Regions from separate parts of the Homo sapiens genome. Here regions 1 and 2 are each linked to region 3. Evidence: chromatin contacts called from ENCODE Hi-C or POLR2A ChIA-PET data. All regions are on one chromosome and are shown on one strand. Each heading gives the region's core, a stretch centred on a gene start or an enhancer-like site at or near the end of the contact. The rest is flanking DNA. Distances are from core to core; before and after follow the strand shown.

Region 1 (4,654 bases), core at 466-2,965, 73 kb after region 3:
CACAGTGGCAGGCACATAGTTGGTGCACATAACACTTGTTGCTTGAATTAATAACTAACCCCCAACCTGCGTAAGTTTCAGCATAGTCCCTCAGGAAGGCCAGGGGTTCGGCAAATTAATGAGGCCCGAAGGCCTTTCTGAAATATTCCAATTCCCAGAAGCAGCCAGAATCTGGCAGCTGAGGCCTCTCTGGGGTGGGGAAGAGAGTGGTGTCCCAATCCCTACCCCGATCCCTCTCCTCTGCACAAAATATTCTCAAGGACAGCAGCAAGTGTGTTCTGAGAAGCTGGGGGTCAGGAGTGAGGCAGAGGAAAGTGGATCAAATGCTCCCAGCTCTGGAGAAGGAAGGCAGGACATCCGCAAATGGTATTTCTCCTGACAGCGGATGAGAGGAACTGTCAGTTTTCAGCTATCTGGGTCAGCGGGGAGGGGTCGTGCATAATGAAACAACTATTTAAGAACAATACCCCTTGCTGGGATTTGTAAGGCACCCAGAGGTGTGGATGGTCTCCGAGCCACCCTGCCTCCGTCCCCCGCCCCCTTCTGCTAGTCTGACTCTTCGGAGGGGGATGCCACACAGAGGTAATCCACTGGCGCCTAAGTGGAGGAACGTTTTCTAGGACAACTGAACAGAAAATTCCAACCCGCGCAACAAACTGTCCCCATGCAGAAGGGAAAACAGGACTGCCAGTGGCTGACTCAGCTTCCAGGCATGTTAATGAGGTGAGGCAGGGGAGGGCTGCAGGCAAGGCCAGGAGAGGAAAAGTTGACCCAAGTGGAGAAAATACAAAGAATATGTTGGGGGCAAGGGCGGCACAGGGGGTTTAAGGATATATACATTATAGGACTCCAGGTGGGTGAGTGAGTTGCCGATTCACCGTGGCTCCCCAGAACACCAAGGAAGACACAAGAAAACGCCCAGCCACCAGGTGCAGGGGAATGAGGCTGCCACAACCTTTAATTTGAAACTCAGAGATGAGCTCCCAACACCAAGGCTGACTTCTGGGGCTTCTGCCTTTTGGATTTTTTTTTTTCTGATTTGCATCACAACCAGCTATTTGCATCTCAACTGTCACAAGGTACAAATGGGTTGTTGCTGGTTTCAGCCCACCCTGTCCTTTCCTTCCCTGGTGTCTGTGGGTTTTCTATAGCCAGGCAAAGGAAAAGAAATTACTCAGTGAGACTTGACAATGTGAATGGAGTCCTTGGGAGACAGAAAGGACTGCTTTCAAGCACCTTTGTTGTTGTGAATGGTCTAGCAGAGTCTGAGACTCAGTGAGAGACTGAGCAGAATCTTCGATCTGGTGGCGGCAGTGAATTCGATTAGCATCCTCATTAGGAGAGACTGCCACAGAGTTCCTATGGAGAGGTTACACTGCTTCTTCCTTCCCTTTCTGTTTTGCATCAGCTCCCTCGACTGCCCCGCAGAGGATTTCTGAGGTCATCCTTGCTACACAAACTCAGCCAGACCTGGTTTGGAAAAAGCCCTGGGCCATCTCGCTGATACTTGGGCATTTAACCATGCATTAACTCAACCAATGCTCATTTCCAGAGTGCCATCAACGTTCCAGGCAGAGCATGAGGGCCTGGATTACACTGGTGAGCCAAACTAAGCATGCCCCACCCCCGTGCACCATTCAGTGCAATCAGGAGTTAGATTTAGTGGGATCCTCACACTAATCGTGGGCATGTGAGAGTCACGTGGCTCCACAGAGCCTGGGACAGAGGGTTCTGACTGCTCTGCTGGCTCCCTTCCCTTCAGAGAATTTACTCAACGAACACATTTTCCTGCCACACCAAGCAAATCCAGAGTCACCTTCAACCCAGACACAAATCCCAACAGATGTATTTTTTCCTCAGAAATGGACTGGCAAGAAACAACACTTTTCTAAAAATCTTTTCTCTAACAGTTGCCTGATTTCTCTTTGTGGTTCCCTGATTTTTCTGGCTCTGGACACTCAGGCAATGTTTAACTGCTTTTGCAGTCCTTCTTTTGCTCCTGTTGACAATGTGGCTAAATGCTACACGGGGGTCCCTGGGCCTGATCCTCCATCATGATGGGGCCTCCCCTATATCCAAGACTGGTCCTCTGATGCATTCACCCGGCCAGCTCCGGATTCCTCCAGAGAAGAACATGAGATACACGAGAGCAGGGCTGGGCCGAAAGCAACTCATCCCTCCCTCTTATTGAGGAATGAGCCCGGTGCCACATGAGGGATGGTTTGGGGGCCGCCCCATCTGGAGGCTGGAAAATGGCCAAGGTGACCTCAGGGTTGGGTGGCCTGGGCTCCTGGGCTGCCTCTCCTCATTGGCTCTGTCTCTGCAAGTTATTGTGCCCTGGAGAAGAGGAGGCCAGGCCTGCACTGTCAGAGACACTGACCAGCTCCCTTGGGAAAACAGCCATGGAGAGCAGGGAATGGTCCCTGGTGGGGTTGGGTGCCCTGACTGCAGCGGGTGTGCCAATGGCTGAGCCTGGGTGGGGGGCGGTCACTAGAGGCGGGTTGGACCCAGATACTCCTGGGCATTCCTGCAGACATTTCAGAAAGTGCTTCTAGCAAAGGCAGCCTGAGATAAAATCGGAGGTGTCAGGGTTACATTGCCCCCAACCAGTTGGGGTGAGCAGTCCTGGGGGGTTCCGGCCTTACATCTGGTGGCACTCGCTGGACTCAGGCCTGGTCAGGAGCTGCGGCTCCTGAATGATGACAACGGCTAACGTACTGGGCGCTGTGCCACGCCCTGTACATGCCTCCTTCTCTGTGGCAGAGACAACTACTCGGCACCTTCCCCACGCTTCCTGGCCTGCTGGTGGTGAGGTGGGGGCACATAACTAGTTCTGGCCAATAGTCATTGGGTAGAAGTCACGGAGCCACTTCTGGGATGAAGCACAGAAGAGCTGGTACTTAGCCTTCCAGCTGCCTCTTCCCTGCTGCAGGGACCGAGGGACCTGCAGATCATGCTCCTCAGCCACTACACGGGGTAGGGTTTCCCTGTCCACCTGTGCTAGCCTAGTCGTCCACGTGAGAAATCAACTTTTATGTGGGGCCTAACTTGTTACTGCAATATAAGCTGATGGATGCATTCTCTTTCTTTTCTATTTGTTTTTTTAAACAAATGAACAAAGTGAGGCTCATTACTTTACCTGAGGTCACACAGCTAGTACATGGCAAGGCCAGGCTGAAACACAGGCCCTGTCTGACTCCAGAGCTTGTGCTGCCCCCACACAAGCTGTCTTCCTTCTGGGTTGCCTCCAAGATCAAGCCTCAATTCCTTGGCTTGGCATTTGAGGCCCTCTGAGACCTGGGTCCCGGCCTACCTCCCCACTGCACACATCCTTGCTTGCCTGGATTATGGCCTGCTGTGGCCAGCCAATCTTCCTGTGTGCCTCTGGGTGCAGCCCTAGGCCCCTCTCACCATAGAACCTCTCCTGATCCTCTCAGCCCCACAGCTGACCCCTCACTGCCTGTGGTCACTGGACCTGGACCCCACGCTGGTATCCACATTTCTCTTCTCTTGGGCATTATGGTTCTCCTGAAACCACAGATGGGACTTTCTTCTGAGCATCTCATTCATACAGTCATCTCCAAAAGGAGGTGCCTGCCCTAAAGGGGGATACAAGGTGATCCATTAGGGTGTGAGAACATATTAGAACTTGTTTTTATACCTGTTTTTTCCACCTTTTAAAACTACTACATTAAAAAATTTGTTTTTTGGGGTTTTTTTTTTTTTGAGACAGGGTCACCTAGGGTGGAGTGCAGTGGTGCAATCTCTGCTCACTGCACCCTCCGCCTCCCAGGTTCAAGCAATTCTTATGCCTCACCTTCCTGAGTAGCTGGGATTACAGGTGCACACCATCATGCCTGGCTAATTTTTGTATTTTTAGTAGAGATGGGGTTTCACCGTGTTGCCCAGGCTGGTCTCGAACTCCTGGCTTCAAGTGATCCACCTGCCTCGGCCTCCCAAAGTGTTGGGACTACAGGTGTGAGCCACTGTGCCCGGCTTAAAAATATGTTTTAAAATGTACGTACTGTATTTGTATCAACACACTGTTGACTCCTAGGACCATGGGTTATACTTGGCTCCCCAAGAGGCTAAATATAGCTCCTTGTAAACAGCAGGTGATCAATACTTACTTTAGTTATCTCAGACAGATAGGTATGGAATGCCTTACTTAGCAGGAGATGGAGACACACATGTACACACACACACACGTGTGCACACACACTTGAGCACACACACAGGCACATGGTGGGACTGACTTGCCCACGTGCCCTGAGTCCTTGGGGGGACCATGTCTGGTTGAGAGGAGCTGCCAGAGGGGGGCAAGAGACGTGGGCAGAGGGGCTCCTGGGTCAACAGGGTGGGTCACTGGCTAAGCAGCCAGAGTAGAGAGGGCTCTCCCGAGGACGGTGGAGGAAGCCCAGCCTGGAGCAAGGCCACCGCGGCAGCCCCACGCAAGGAGTAATCGAAGAGAAGCACCTCAGGCTGGAAAACCTAATGGAATTCCAGAGCAGAGTGGGCCAGGAGGAGCAGCAGCAATAAATAGAAGTCCTATTAGCATGGCAGCTGCTGACAGGCAGGGAGATGGGGTGCAAGGAGGGGTGAGGGCAGGGGAGGAGGCAGGCTGAGAGGGTCCTGAAGGGATGGAGACCTGGCC
Region 2 (4,275 bases), core at 345-2,844, 90 kb after region 3:
CCATCTCAGTTAATTAGTTATTACTGTCCAGTCAGGGTAAGACAAACTTCCAGTCCCTCAAGTAGGTGTGAACGGCAGTCCGCTTGTCTTACAGGCATTTTACACCACAACAGTTTTTATCAAGCTCACTTAAACCAACAAATTATAACCTCTCCTAATAAGGCTACAAACTGGACCCTGATTAATTTGCTAATAACTGGCTCCAGTTTATGAAGCATTAACTTGAGTAGCCAAAGATAGTGAAATCTATCATGCCAGTTTGCTAAGGGTCAAGCCACACTCTTCCACCCACAGCAATGCACTGTGCATGGCTCCCTGTAAAATGGAAAGCCTCAGAGAGGCGGCCCCTGGTCCTCTGAGGATGTTTTGATGGGGACCAGAAAGACATCACCAGGGACTATGGCTGAAATAAGAACCTATTTCCTGAAAAACCTTTACACTGCCATGGAGAGAATTTCTTCAAAGGGAATAATCATGAATGTGCCCATAAATGCAGTCACCAGGATGTTCACCATAGTGCTGTTTAGTAAGAAAAACTGGAGGTAACCTAGATGTCCAACAATAGGGGATTCATTAAATAAGTTATGATATGAAATGCAGCAAGCCACTAAAACGTTGCAGAAGAGATGCTTGTAACTTGAAAAAACAGATGTGTTTATGATGTGTTTTAAAAAAGGACAATGATCAGCACAGTTCCATAAGATACTTTTTTTGGCTTAAAAAATGTGCACATAGAAAAAAGGAATGAAATGTTAGCAAAATGTGAACACAGATTATCTGAGTGATAGTGCTAGGACAGAGGTTTTCAGACTCAGCACTGTGGCATTTGGGGCTGGATAATTCTTTGTTGTGGGAGGCAGTCCTGTGCATTGTGAGTTGTTCAGCAGCACCCCTGGCCTCTACCCACTAGATGCTGGTAGCACTTTCCCCCAGATATGACAATCAAAATAATCTCCAGACATTGCCAAATGTCTCCTGAGAGGCACAATCGCCCCAATGAAGAACCATTGCTCCAGCCATTTCAACTTTCTCTTTTGATTGATCTGAATTACATTTGTTGTCTTTCTTTTTTTTTTTAAAAAAAAAAGGTCAATACAAGTTCCTTTAAAAAATAATCCCCAAAGTTCTACAACTTCCTAGTGGTGACAGTTGTACAACACTGTGAATGTAATTAATGCCGCGGAATTGCACACTTTAAAATGGTAAATTTTACGTTATTCATATTTTACTGCACCAAAATACCCCCCAGTGTTTGATGGTGTGTGTCTTTGTGTTCCAAGTTGGTGCTAGATGCAGGCTGCTTTGCAAACTGATTCATTTTAATGTGTAATTCTTCCTCTCCCTGGGTTACCACAATTACTAACAACAATTCACCAGATTTAATCTCCCTGAGGGCAGGGGCCTTTCCCGCCCTGGTCTTGCTACATCAGCTAGGATGAAGGAAGGAATTTGCTCACAGAGGAGCTGCGAGGCACTGGAAAGGTGAGGTCTCTGCTTCCAAGTGGCATCTAGTCTAGATGAGGAAATAGGACCTGTGCCAAAAGGGGCCCAGTCCTGCTGAGGGCAGCTTGCCAGGCCCTGGAAGATTCTGCAGGAGGCTGGAGGAGGAGGGCAGGGCTGGGGTAAGTATGGAGGAAGAGGGCACTCCTGCTGGGGAGACTGGCCTGAGCAAAAGGGTGGAGGTGGGACCATGGCTTCCCAGGTGGGGAGCCAGCAGGAGAAGCAGAGAGTTCACAGGAAGCTGTCAGGAGAGGCTGATGCCCAGAGGAGGAAGCAGTTTGGATTTTTGTCTGGCTCTGAGGAGCTCCTGCAGGGGTTGGGCTGGAGGCAGGAAAGCCTGCTGGTGACGAGGGCATGGACTGGGTGATGGCAGAGAGAAAAGGGGCAATAACAAGGGCTGACGTTTCTTGTGGGCCCGCTGCGTGGCAGACGAGGTGCTCAGCACTTCATGTGAGTTGGTCAGCTACTCCTCAAGGCCTCCTCCTGTGAGGGCATCGTCATTATTCCACTCTTAGCTTTTAAAATTCTTTTTATTTATTTTTTATTTTTAGAGACAGGATCTCACCCTGTCACCCAGCCTGGAGTGCAGTGGCACAATCAGCTCATTGCAGCCTCAAACTCCTGGGCTCAAGGGATCCTCCTGCCTCAGCCTCCCATGTTGCTTAGATTACAGGCATGAGCCACCATGCCTGGCCTTCCATTATTATTGTTATTCCCATTTTACAGGTGAGAAAACAGAGGCACAGAGAGATTAAATGATTTGCCTGAAGTCACACCACTGGCCAGTCACAGAGCCAGGATTCCAGGCCAGCCTGTCTGCCTCTAGAGACTACAGGCTTAGTCCACATGCTGCTTGCCCCTGAGAGATGGGGAAGATGCGTGCTTCTGCCTGTTGACCAAGCGCTTCACATGTTTGTTCACATGCACGACCTCACTGGATCCACAAAATACCGTGTGAAGCCAGCACTGCTACCCATTTATCAGATGAGGAAACTGAGGCACTGTCAGGTGAAGTGACATGTCCAAGGATACATGGTTACTAAGTGACCATGCTGGGATTAGAACCTGGGTCTTTTGGGTCTCACATAGCCCTCATGGCTGCCATGGGCCTTGCCTCTCCTGTGTGGGACTGGTGCTCCCTCAGCCCTGGGGCCCGGAGTCTGGCCAGGAGGTGAGCAAGGTGAGGAAAAGGAGAGCAGGAAAAGGAGGCCCCCCCTGCTGCCTGCTTGGCACCCGGTTACCTCCGGGGCCTGGGGCAGGTAGGCCCAAACACCCATGCTTCCCTTCAACTGGGGTCTCTCCTTGGGCTAAGAGTGGGAGCCAAGGTGCCCCAGGTCCCCCAGCCTGTGCCTCCCAGAGGGCTGGCTGTCTGTTCTGCCTGTCACTGGGCAGGGCCCACATAACTCACCCGAGGCTTGGCACTCAAGAGAGGTCAGGGCACAGGGAGATTTACAGCCCCGATAAAGCCATCTCAGTCTGTGCATAAGCAGTGTTTGATATTTGATGATCTGAAAGGCCTTGTCCCAGGGAAGGAGGGGGAGGGAGGAAGGAGTGGGAGAGACACTTAAGAAAACAAAGAGGACGGTGATCAGACGCCCAAGGAGAAGAAAGCCCATGGCAGGAGGAGGGGGCACGCGCTGTCTGTCATCCTGGACGTGTTGTCACCCCCTCCTCTGGCTCCAATCCAGCAATGGGACATGGGAAAGATGGGCCCAGGGATGAAGCTTCTCGGGAAGTGGGGACACCAGAGACCACCTATCTACCACTGGGCCTGTCCGTACCAGGTATGGGGTGGGTCATACCCCCAGGGAGCCCACCGTCTAATGGGGAAGATTGGTCATCTTCGGGGAAGGACAAGGCACATGTATGAGGAAGCCGACTGGAGAACTCATAAAGGAGTGGATGTGAATTTAAGAGACTGGTTTCATCATTTGGGGCTTGTGGACATTCTGAGATTCAGTTTCCTCTTTGGAGGTGAGAATACCTTCCCCTCTCACAGGGCTGTTTAGAGGTTCAGTGAGATAAGGAATCTGAAGATGCTTTACAAACTGTAAAGTGCTGAACCCATGTCAGGATGCGTCAAAGATGGTGAACTGGGTGCCTGGGGCAGGTGGAGCTGTGCAGTGCCACAGACTGGATGACGTTAAGCAGGAAAGATGGGCAGAGCGGGGCAGGGTGGGGTGCAATGGCAGTGACAGGTGCACCCTGAAGTTTGTGGGACAAAGAGGGTTGGTGCCCCTGAAACTTCCCTCCAAATCCTACTGCCCAGGGTCCAGCCTCCCCCTCCAACTGCCATCTGTTCAGTCCTTTGTCTTGCATCACTGAGATCATGTGGAAGCAGTGTGGGCCTCAGAGGGTACTGAGTTCAAATCCTAGCTCCACTACTTCTAGCTATGTGGCTTTGGGCAAGTGACTTTGCCTTTGAGCCTCAGTTTCCTCACTTGCCAAAGAGGGACACTGACAGACTCTGCCTCCTGGGGCTGCTGGGAGAACAGAGCTGGTACAGAGCGGCTCTCACTGATTGTCCGAGCCCTCTCCATCTTCCCTGCCATCTTTCCTCCATGAACACTAATCCTGACAGTGCCACGGCTGCCCCTGCCCTCCCGCCCCAAGTGCTGCAAGTTCCAGAGTGAATGACTTTCAAATCTGTGGAAGGAGAACCCATCACACACACCTTGAGCCGGGTAATTTATGAATCAAATTGTGCTCCGTCAGGACTCTGCAGCCCAGAAATAGATGTGGTCGGACGAGGTTCAGGGAGCCAGCCTCAGACAC
Region 3 (4,264 bases), core at 1,751-4,250:
AGGAGGCACTGGGCAGCAGGTCCTTGGTCCATTGTCCATGCCTGCTCATGGCTCAGAAGGACATGTGGAGGGCAGGAGACCTGGTGAAGGGCGGGGGGACCAAAGCTTGCAGATGCCCAAGACTGTGTGCAGTCCTCACCTGGCACACCCACGCCTTGTCTGCCGGGTGTACTATTTGATAACGGCAATCCAGGCTGGTGTCCTGTGCAGCCCCCTTTTCCCAGAGCAACCTTCCTCACCTGCCCCTCAATCCCCTTTGGGAGGAATTTCCCAAAAACCTAAGGGAAAGGTGAGGGTTGACCAGAAGGTGTTCAGAGGTGAGATCCAGCCCCAGCTCTTGGAATCCCTGGCTGGGGTGGGGAGGAGGTTACCCTGGGCCAGTGCAGTGCCCACAAGGCGGCAGCAGAGAGCACCCACCAAAGAGCCTAGAGAGCTGTGTCAAAGGGCGAGGGTCCTGGTTTCTAAACCTGGCCCTGGGCTGGAAGGAATTCCTCTACGGGGCTTTGAAAAAAATCGCAGATTCCAGATCCCTCACCTCTGCCCTATTCCACTGTGCCTATTCCAGTGCCAGAGCCATACTTGGCAGTGGCTCTGGATGGGAGAGGAGGTCAACCTGGAAGGAAGGACAAAGAGGGAGGGAAGGATTGGCCGTCATGCCTATCTTCCTTTCCACATTGTTCACTGACTGGCTGTCAGCTGGTGTGTGGGTGCCCCCTCCCAGAGGAATAAGGACTGGGCCAGGTGGTTTCTAATCCCTTGTCTCCAAGTCAGACAGACCAGGGTTCGAGTCCTGACCGCACCCTTTACTAGCTTTGGGACCTTGGGCAAGCCTTTAAGCTCTAAGTCTGTCTCCTCCACAGTGCAGTGGCAACGGAATCCCTCTGCCTTGTGAGATTACAGTGAGGAGGAGAGAGTTCCTGAGAAGCCCTCAGGGGAGGCTCAGAGCACATCCCAGGTGTTCAGTCAATTGCCAGGATTCATGTCCCCCACAGGGCTGGGTGGGTGGCAGTGGGGATGTTCATGTGGGGACAAGCCTCCTCAAGTAAGGCCACGTGGTGTACAGGGTGGGGGAGGAGAAGGCTGAAAAATGTGGACCTCCCAGCAGAGCAGATGGTGTGGGGGTGGGACCTGGGCTTCCTCAGTTTCCCCAGGATTCTGGTCTCCGCTGGAGATGCCCTGGCTTTGACCGTGTCTCCCCTCTGCACCCTGAATTGTGCACATTCCTGCACATGAGCACACAACACACACAGGGGCCTGTGCAAACCTGGCAAACCTGTGCCAGAAAATTCCTGAGGTGAACAAAACCCCTGCTGGGCAGCCGTGGGGGCCAGCCCGTGGGGGAGGTGACCCAGATGGATGACTGCAGGGGCACAGCAGTGAAAGACAGGTGCTGGGGTGGAGCTGGGGCTTGTGCAGTGTAGGGGTGGGAGCTCTCCAGAGGGGGTGGCCAGAGTCCTGGGCTCTAAGGGCACGTGTGGCTCACAAGCGGAACCGGCCAGAGCTCCCCTGCCACTGTCCCTGGGCTGCCTGAAGCTCCCTTTGACAAAGCCTGAGGCCTACTGACACTGGAGGCCGGATGAGGGCTTTCCCTTGACCTCTGACTGCCTTTCACCATGCAGGAGAACCGCTAGAACTCTATTGCAAGAGCCAGCTCAGAGGGACACAGAGTCCACCAGCCCCATAGGGGAAGGCCCCCTGGAATCGCAGTGGGAGGGGCACAGACCCCTGGGAAGGGCCGCCTGGCAGTTCTGCTGCTCTGCCACCACCTACCGTGGTCACATCAGAGTCTGGAGGGGTCATCTCCACCAGGTTGATGTAGTAGGGTGCGTCCTTCCACGTGGGGTGGTTGTCATTGATGTCCAGGAGGGTGATGTTTACCTGTGAAGCCATAAGGGGCGCTGGGAGACACACCCAGCTGAGATGGGCCAGGGCAGGGCCTGCCAGGGGAAAAGTGCTCAGATGCCCACGGGCAATCTTCGCATTAATTCTGCCAGCTCCACCAACCTTGGGAGCCTTGGGCAGAGCCTGGGCTTTCGAGGGCAGGAAGGAGCCAGGCCGCTTCAGGAGAGAGAGTTCCAGTGTTGTCCCATCAGGAGGCAGTGGAATGGATGTGATAAGCCCTGAAATCCTTGCTGTGACCTGGGGCTTCCCCCATCCCTGCCTCCAGTCTTGGCTGAAGGTGACTGACAGGGTGGGGGATCTAATAGAATCCCTTGAGCCTCCCCGTCTCAGCTACAAGCCAAGCAATTTCCCTGCTCACCTGCCACCAGGTACATTATTTATAGGGCTCTGATTCCTATTAGTAGGAGCCTCCCTTGACAGAGTAGGGCACTGGGGATTTTTCCATCAAATCCCTGGCCACGCGATACCGTCTCCAGCCTCTCTGGCTGGGTAAGGATGGGGTGGCTGCTGCAGACTGGGTGAGGGCCACAGTTTTGAGGGTGAGCCAAAGAAACCGAATGGGGAACAAAGAGGGGAGGTGGCTGGAGTGACTGTCAGCTGGTCCTCCCGCTTCCTCTCCCACAGAGGGCTTCTCACTTCCCCTTTCACTTCTGCAGCCGAGAGCTCATTCGAGGCCCCCACGTTTCGTTCCTCTAGCTTTCTACTCTCTGGGGCACATTAGATGGGGGAGAACAAGCCCCCAGGGACCCTCCAGGGCCCTGCTTCCTGCTCTGAGCTGCTCTTCCTCGCAGGAATGCCTGCTTCTGCTTTGTTGACAGGCACCAAGGCAAGGAGGGGCCTATGGGGCTCATGCCTTCTGCCACCTGCCCTCCTGGATTTTTAGGGGCAGGAGAGAAAGTATTTCATTTTGCTCCTCCCAAGTGCCCCTACATTCCTGGTGGTGATGCCTTTCTTCCCCACAGCTGTGGTGGCCCCGGGGGCTGACCTCTGCTGCTGATGGGTTCATTTTCGCCCCCTTGCTCATTCTCACAAAGCCTCACACTGGCTCAGGACACGGGGGTCCAGAGGTACAAGCAGGGAGCAGCAGCCTGGCCGGCGAGGGGGAGCTGGGGCACGGGAGGGGAGCGCACTCACGGTGGCGATGCCAGTTTTCTGGTTGTGGCCCACACCCCCGTCCACTGCGCGAACGATGAGGATGTATTCAGACTTGGTCTCTCGGTCAAGCAGAGACGTGGTGGTGATTTCCCCTGCCAGAGAGAGAAGTGGGTGCGTGAGAGGGTTTGGGTGGGCCAGGGAGAGAGGGAGGGAAGAAGAGAGAGAGCGAGGGAAGGAGAGAGGGTGAGAACTTGCACGAGAAATGTTAGCAAGCTACCATGATCTGGCGGCCTGGATGTGTTCCTGAGCTGGTGCTCACAGTGGGAGACGGGAGAGCTCCTGTGCCTTGGGAGCTGGTTCCCCAGGGCTGGGCAACATAACCCCATGAGGAGGAAATATTTGCAGATGTGGGAAAATCTAGGCTGATTCTCGGGGTTAGGGGCTGGAGAACAGGGCAGGAGGGCCATTAGGCCTTAAGCTCAGTCACAGATCACCTCTTGTTTAGACTTTTGACATTATCTTACTGGCTTTCTCACCTGGAGCTAGTTACTTCAATCCTCTGTGCCTCAGTTTCCTCATAGGGTCCAAAGGGAACCATAATAGGAACTACCTCATAGGGCTATTGTGGGGTTAATTTAATTAAGATCATGGAAATCTTAGAACAGTGCCAGGCACTGTTTATTTATACAGTCACAGAAATACAATGACAGGAAATAAAAACACCGGGTGTTCACATGCGTCTAACTTGTGACTCATTACTGGACAGTTCAACCTATCCAACCTTATCGTGCATTGATAATTAATAGTTATAAAATAATTTCCTAATTACATTGTGAAGAGCATAATTACATTGCCTCGAGTTGTTTTAGTGTGCTAAATCTGAACAATTAAACAACATTTCTTGTTCGCCTGTATTTGGTCTTTCTTTGTATTTTGGTGTAACTGAAATGCAAACATCACCCTGATAGTGGCGTGCTGGTAAATGTTTGACAACTGGCTCCCCAAAATAAAAAAAAAAAAAGGCATTTGCCAATTTCCTTGGTGTAAATAGCCCCACCAGGGCCCATTTTAAGCTACCAACTTGGTGGTATTGAATATGGAGTTCACAATTGAGTGCCTCGCTAGCTCTTGGGAGCAGGGTGAGCCAGTCCCAGCAGACTTCAGCAATCACAGCAGCCAGGCCATTTACTATCTTGCATCAGCCATGGGAGAGCACCCACGTGGTGAAGATGTGAGATGTGGATTTGAATTCTGATTATGGCCCTTC

The links. A loop is a pair of places that touch in the nucleus more often than their neighbours do. ChIA-PET counts read pairs that join two places held with the same protein, here RNA polymerase II (POLR2A). Pooled maps may share reads with other maps.
Region 1: a map of OCI-LY7 shows a loop between it and region 3 (2.3-fold over the local background). The contact joins two enhancer-like sites. A Hi-C loop is called at or near these places in 11 of 168 maps with a recorded cell type or tissue (CD14-positive monocyte, K562, OCI-LY7 and 5 more), 5 of 37 single-sample maps with no recorded cell type and 11 of 50 pooled maps. POLR2A ChIA-PET finds 5 or more read pairs at or near these places in 1 of 52 experiments (OCI-LY7).
Region 2: a map of left cardiac atrium shows a loop between it and region 3 (4-fold over the local background). The contact joins two enhancer-like sites. A Hi-C loop is called at or near these places in 10 of 168 maps with a recorded cell type or tissue (Caco-2, Right ventricle myocardium inferior, cardiac septum and 4 more), 11 of 37 single-sample maps with no recorded cell type and 17 of 50 pooled maps.

The regions. Positions count from the first base shown.
Region 1 is chr10:71,618,397-71,623,050 of GRCh38, reverse strand. All of the region lies in intron 11 of CDH23 (cadherin related 23), which reads right to left. Among named protein-coding and RNA genes, the nearest start is that of C10orf105, 99 kb to the left of the region's middle. RefSeq lists an enhancer at 240-843. Within about 2 kb of position 1,715, at least 12 of the 41 ENCODE cell types and tissues checked have a DNase peak (open chromatin) inside an H3K27ac peak, as active enhancers do; they include OCI-LY7, where a contact is called at or near this core.
Region 2 is chr10:71,602,055-71,606,329 of GRCh38, reverse strand. The region is part of intron 9 of CDH23 (cadherin related 23); the gene reads right to left. Among named protein-coding and RNA genes, the nearest start is that of CDH23-AS1, 92 kb to the right of the region's middle. Within about 2 kb of position 1,594, at least 2 of the 41 ENCODE cell types and tissues checked have a DNase peak (open chromatin) inside an H3K27ac peak, as active enhancers do.
Region 3 is chr10:71,693,032-71,697,295 of GRCh38, reverse strand. It overlaps CDH23 (cadherin related 23), which reads right to left. Exons shown (of 70, transcript NM_022124.6): 21 at 3,037-3,149; 22 at 1,771-1,878. Among named protein-coding and RNA genes, the nearest start is that of C10orf105, 25 kb to the left of the region's middle. RefSeq lists an enhancer at 3,174-3,243. Within about 2 kb of position 3,000, at least 17 of the 41 ENCODE cell types and tissues checked have a DNase peak (open chromatin) inside an H3K27ac peak, as active enhancers do; they include OCI-LY7, where a contact is called at or near this core.